2 separate regions of the Homo sapiens genome follow, and region 2 is linked to region 1. Evidence: read pairs that join two places in POLR2A ChIA-PET (ENCODE). Cell type or tissue: OCI-LY7. All regions are shown on one strand. Each heading gives the region's core, and the rest is flanking DNA. Links, peaks and the distances in the headings are about the cores only. Region 1 overlaps LRIG1 (leucine rich repeats and immunoglobulin like domains 1). Region 2 overlaps LOC105377141 (a long non-coding RNA gene).

Region 1 (2,915 bases), core at 327-2,826:
AACATAAATGCAGGTCCCAGAGGTAAACTATTATAAAAATGTTAACCACTGGTCTTCAAAGTGCTCTATTTCTTTCCAGAGGAGATAAGATCTGAGTTTCTTACCAATTTCCACACTTTAACTTGAAACAAAAGCACAAGATAACCACATAACTGACATACAAGAACTGAAGCCATGAGGTAGATAGAATGAACCCTAGTGGCTCAGTGTCATGCTTAAGTCATAAAAAATAACAGTAACGGTCCCTAAATTTCCCACAGGCTGGTAAACACTGGAGATTTTTAGATATTTGCCCTTCCCTGCCTGGGAATTTTTCCTCCACCCGTCCTCCCTCCTGTCTCAAGACAATGCCATCAGCCTTTGAAACTGCATCCATTGTAAACAGCTCTGAATATTAACACGGCCCAGAGTTCTGTTCGCTTTTAAAAGACCCCCAGGGTTTCAAATTGCAGTCACTGAGGAGGGGGAACGTACCCAGTGAGTAAATGTCACATAGCTCATTCAAAAGGAATTGAAAGTTAGGCTTGCTCGTGAAACTTAAAGTCCTTCTACCTATGGGGTAGGTCAGAGGAATCCCTTTTATGTTTTAAACAAACGAGGAAAAGAAGAAAGAAAGACTCTGATACAACCAACATCCTTTACTGCATATAACAACTTTCAATTCAATGAATCCCTCTTCTAGATTTCCCTCTCCTGTGCATGCCACTTTTTAAATAACTATAGGCTATTTTAAACAACCTCCACCCAGCCTTCCTATCTAACAGACCTTCAGGGCTTTAGCAGGTGCACAGCACTGGGCCAGGTGCATTGTTAAGTCACACAAAACCCCAGTGCTCTCTCCTGCATTCCTGTCCACCCTGAAAGAGAGGAGGCTGAAGACTTTGCACCAAGGAGACACCCCTGCAGAAGCGGGAGAGGCCCTTTCATTGTGATCATGGTGTCTGAGGGAGAGAAAGGTCAGCCAGAGGCCGTCCCAATGGACTCAGGGAAGCTGCAGGGAGAACCCAGGCAAAGTAATTAACACTGGAGGGAGGAAAGCTTTCAGCTAACGGTGCAGAGCTGGGGAGATGGGACATGAGGACATCCACTAGGAACCAGCTCTCATCACACTACACTTAATTTTTCTTCATCTTTCTGAAGATGGTTCCGAGAATTACTGCTGATAATATGTTCAAAAGTCCAAAGTCTGTAAAATCTAGTAACCAAATATAATTATGCAAAGAGACAATACACTACTTTTTAAAACAGTCCCTTGAAAAGCGGGGCAGGAACAGTTCTGACATGTCCTAAAGGCAAGAGGGACATTGTGTGCCAATACACAGTTAATTTACATGGGGCGCTGGGAATCTCTGGACACTTCCTACTTTAGCAGTACTCAAAGAATAGATATTACGGCCACAATTTCATATCAGCAAGACTTAAACAGTGTGCCTTTTTCTCACGACAACCAATATTATTTGCCAGAAATCTCACCTTACTCAAAAAAAGTTGTCAGAGAGCTATCAACAGACAAGTTATCCCCCAACAAGAGGGAAGACACTTGTTGCAAAAGAAAAGGACTCTGAGCTCAAGCTAAAGTTCCCTGAAACTCTAAGAGCACTTGCACCTTTCAGACTGTATTCTTGGCAATTAACCTGTGTTTAAAATGCTCCCTATTCCAAACAACCCAGGTTCTTCCCTGTCCCACAAATCGGAAGACTTTTGTTTCAAAGTCTGTTGAGTTTAAGTGATATGGAGAAGGAAATATTTCAGGACCATCCATACAACAATCTACTTTAAAAAAAAAACATGAATCTCAGTTTAGGTTCCAGAACAATTTGGTGATCTGCACTTTAAACTTAATTTGCATAAACAGGATGGAAAGTATTTTCCAAACCCTTAATTCACAACACCCTGCACACCTGGGCCTTCCAGCACAGCTGTAAAATTTGAAAGACAAAGGCCCTCTTTGCTTCCCAACCACAATGGCAACCACAGTTGGTGTTTATTTTCTAAGGTAATCATAAGTACCACTTCTTTGCCAAAACTGGCAAGGTTAGATTTAAGCTAACTGATCTGGTATTGCAAACACATAGTACAAAGAGATCAAAATCAATAAACTCATCTTAATGTGGCTTAGGATAACCACACTTGGTATACACTTTTGTGAATATCCTTGCTTTAGAATGCTCTGTCATCTTCACTCCACACTGAGAACAAAAATCAGGGTTTGTTCTTCCTCTAGGCCTGCCTTCCTAATCCTAATCCCAATCCCAATGGGCTACCATTCAGCTCTCAGGACATTTAAACTAGCAACATTTTGTGACTAAACACTGCTGAAATTTACGGCACAGGTAAGAGTCTAAGGTAAACTGTATTTAATACTTCTTAAATAGCTTCTGAAGCCATGCTCTCAAAAATAATTTCAAAGAAAGCAAATATCTGAGTTCTAAGAAGTTCAACTTCTTCTCAGGTTCTGGGAAGTTGGAATAAGGCTTGGCAGTGGCTTGGTGCTATTTATGAATGTGCTAGTTGGACCATGCCAATCTCACCTACGTAATGGGCTGGGAGACTTAAATTATGGCTTGACTACTACAACTGTAAGTTATTGTGCTGAAAAGTTATCCTCAGGCCCCAAAAATGAACCGATTATCATTATCCATTCTGTTTCTTCTATTCACACTGCATTTACATTCACTATTTAAAAGTTTTATTTTTCTTATATCAGGCCTAGAAGCAACTTCCACATCAGACGCACTGTTTACAAAAAAAAAAAAAAAAAAAAAAAAGGTCCCATAAAGCCACAGGTCCTCTGCTATCTCAAACCCACAGCCTGAAGTTGTTTGAACTAGCTGCAGTAAATCCAGTTCATGGGTTTATAAACTAGCTCAAAGCATTTTCTAGACACCGTGGGCTTAGAGCGTGTAAACTTGGTG
Region 2 (2,915 bases), core at 189-2,688, 74 kb after region 1:
TGTACATAGGGATCTGGATTCTGACCTCTCTTAAACAATGGAAAGATCTGGCAATACGAGTACTGACTCAAGTGCACTCCAGTTTGCCACAGTCCCCATGGTCTTCTCTTGTCCCTGGGATAGTGCATTAATTCACAGCATCTGCCTGGTCTGGGCCAGGCCTAAAGGATCAAAGACTGCTTCTTTAGTGCTACATCCATGGCCCTCCATGATTTGGCCTCAACTTGCCTCTTTTGCTTCATCTCCATCCCATTTGGAACTTTATGCTCTGGTAATAAGGAGATGATTGTAGTTCCCAGAATAGAGTATGTCTGTGGTTCCTTTAAATGACCTGTACCTTTTTCTCAGTTCTACTGAACCATATGTTCCTTCAAGACCCAGATTAGATATCATCTTCTCCAGGAGGCCTTCCCTGACCCTTGAGGATCTCTTTGTGTTCCCCTAGTTTCTTGTGCCCTCTCTAACTATGATACTGAAATGATCTGCTTATCCAGTAGCCCCCCCATTGGGAACTTCTCTCACCTGCCTACATTCACTTTTGTAGCCCAGCACCTAGTGCAGTGTCAGGCATACCTAGGGGCAGGTGTCATAAGAACTCAGACTCCAAATGCTTCCATTAGAGAAGGCCTGGGAATCCAGAGAGGGGAATTTTATTGGAGACCAAATCCCTTTCTGCAGCCTTTTGCCTTCTTTTCTCTATGTGTCCGTTCCAGGAGCCCCTGTGCATGAAAAAAAATTTACTAATTTGGTTTTACTGGGCACATTGGGCTTTAGATAGGAGATAGTTTAAATAATCAAGTCTTTCTGGCTTCTTGCCTTTGCACGCCTGGATGAGCCAGAAGTGAAAATGTAGGTGAGTCACTGAGTTGCCTCTCGGCCCCACTGCAGTGCAAGGCTTAGGAGACCCCTCCTCAAGAATGGTGCTCCTGGCAATTTGGGAGAGGGAACTGATTCTGAGAAGCCAGCCTAGGCTAGGATGGCTTAATCACTATAATTACTCATTGCAGCTATTAATAATCGCTAGTTATTTAGATATGAAGTAATTAATTCACCACTATTAAATAGAGGTACTTAGTGAGGAATTAAATACTTTGCCTAAAGCTATCCTTAGAAGAAAGGCAGGGAGGCCAGGTAGTATGGTGGCTTCTGCCTGTAACCTCAGCACTTTGGGAGGCCAAGGCAGGAAGATTTCTTGAGGCCAGGAGTTCAAGACCAGCCCAGGCAATATAGTGAGACACTGCCTCTACCAAATAATAATAATAATAATAATAATAATAATGGGGAACATGGTAATCTAATTTAGAGCCTGCTCTATTCCAAACCAACTCCAGGAAACTCACCTCGATGACAGGATCTGGTTGAGGATGTTATTCCTTACATTGCAGAATGTCCTCCTGCTCCTCTGTATCAGGAAAAGCCATGTTGTTCCTGGACAGTGTGAGTTAGATAGCCTGTCCTGATTCCCTTTCTGTGTTAATTGCTGGAAAGCTCAGAGTCAAATTTGTGACTTGCTTATTTAGGTTTGTATGGTGTTCACTTTTGGAATAAGCCTCATTCTTAGCTTTCTACTTGTATTTTTCTTTCTTTTGGCCTACCTACTTAAAAAAAATAAACGTCCCTACCCTGCCTTTACTAAAGAATGATACTTTGTGCAAACGAAATCTTTAAAAATGTATAGAACACAGAAAAGCAAACACAAAATGAGTAAAAATCACCTAGTCATACCCAGAGAGAACACCATTTATATTTTGGTATATTTTCTCCCTACCCCCACCTAACCCACAGTCTATACATATATTTTAGGTTGGTGCAAAGGTAATTGCGGTTATCGCCATACTTTTTTTTTTTCTTATGAGACAGAGTCTTGCTCTGTCACCCAGACTGGAGTGCACTAGTGTCATCTTGGCCCACTGAAAACTCTGCCCCCCAGATTCAAGTGATTCTCCTGCCTCAGCCTCCTAAGTAGCTGGAATTACAGTTGTGCACCACCATGCCTGGCTAATTTTTGTATTTTTAGTAGAGACGGGGTTTCACCAAGTTGGCAGGGCTGGTCTGAACCCCTGACCTCAAGTGATCCACCTGCCTCGGCCTCCCAAAATGCTGGGATTACAGGCGTGAGCCACTGTGCCTTGCCTATTATTGCCATTACTTTTAGTGGCAAAAACCACAATTACCTTTGCACCAACCTAATACAAAATGAGATTATATCATATATAGTGTTTTATAACTGTCCTTCCCTTCACCCCACTTACTACACCATGCACATCTTTCTATGTGATTAGGTGTCTTCTGTCTTGTAGATGTTCCATAATATATTCAATCAATATAAGATTGTTGAATGTTAGGCTGTTTCTAAATGTTTCCTTTTATAAAACAACCAAAAAAATGTAATAAACACTCGTATCAAAATCTTCATGCATAGATTGATCTTTTGGTGACAATTCTTAGACGTTTTCATTGCCTTTTAACTTATGTTGCTTCATTTAATGTATCCTGTCAAGCACCCTTAAATACTTTCTGGAACAAGCTGAGATAGGACTAATCTGTTGCTCAGCATCACCACCCATCAATTACCTGGGAAAAATTTTCTCGGAAGACTCAAGATACAAAGAATGATAAGAGGTGATCTCTGTGTCCTCCCGGGGTTTAAATTCGACTAGGCGAAAACAGATGACCTATAAAAATGTGCACTAAGTGACCAAATACAAGGTTAGAGAAAAGTTTATATATAAGGTGGCATCTGAAAGCTGCCAGAGGCAACAATTCATAAGGACAGGTTGGTACATTCAGCAAATATTTACCGTACCAAGTGTTTTGTGCACCCCGTGCTGAGGATACAATGGAGATTAAGACCCAGTCTTTGTCCCTAAGGAGCTCAAGGTCCATAGGGGGTGAATGAGTGAAGGGGAGGGTCT

What was found. Peaks named below come from ENCODE experiments on the same cell type or tissue, not always from the same donor. Only the 100,000 strongest peaks of a DNase experiment are listed, where the experiment ranks them.
Region 2: POLR2A ChIA-PET joins it to region 1 with 5 read pairs; 7 of 35 experiments call an interaction of 5 or more read pairs at or near these places.

The regions. Positions count from the first base shown.
Region 1 is chr3:66,494,961-66,497,875 of GRCh38, forward strand. The region is part of intron 1 of LRIG1 (leucine rich repeats and immunoglobulin like domains 1); the gene reads right to left. Among named protein-coding and RNA genes, the nearest start is that of LRIG1, 4.6 kb to the right of the region's middle. RefSeq lists a silencer at 745-1,039. In OCI-LY7, for the core only: no CTCF peak of the experiment used is centred there; DNase peaks (open chromatin) are centred at 521, 791, 1,881, 2,531 and 2 weaker places; H3K4me3 peaks cover 2,500 bases; H3K27ac peaks cover 2,500 bases.
Region 2 is chr3:66,569,498-66,572,412 of GRCh38, forward strand. The region is part of intron 1 of LOC105377141 (a long non-coding RNA gene); the gene reads left to right. Among named protein-coding and RNA genes, the nearest start is that of LRIG1, 70 kb to the left of the region's middle. RefSeq lists an enhancer at 2,540-2,915. In OCI-LY7, for the core only: no CTCF peak of the experiment used is centred there; no DNase peak of the experiment used is centred there.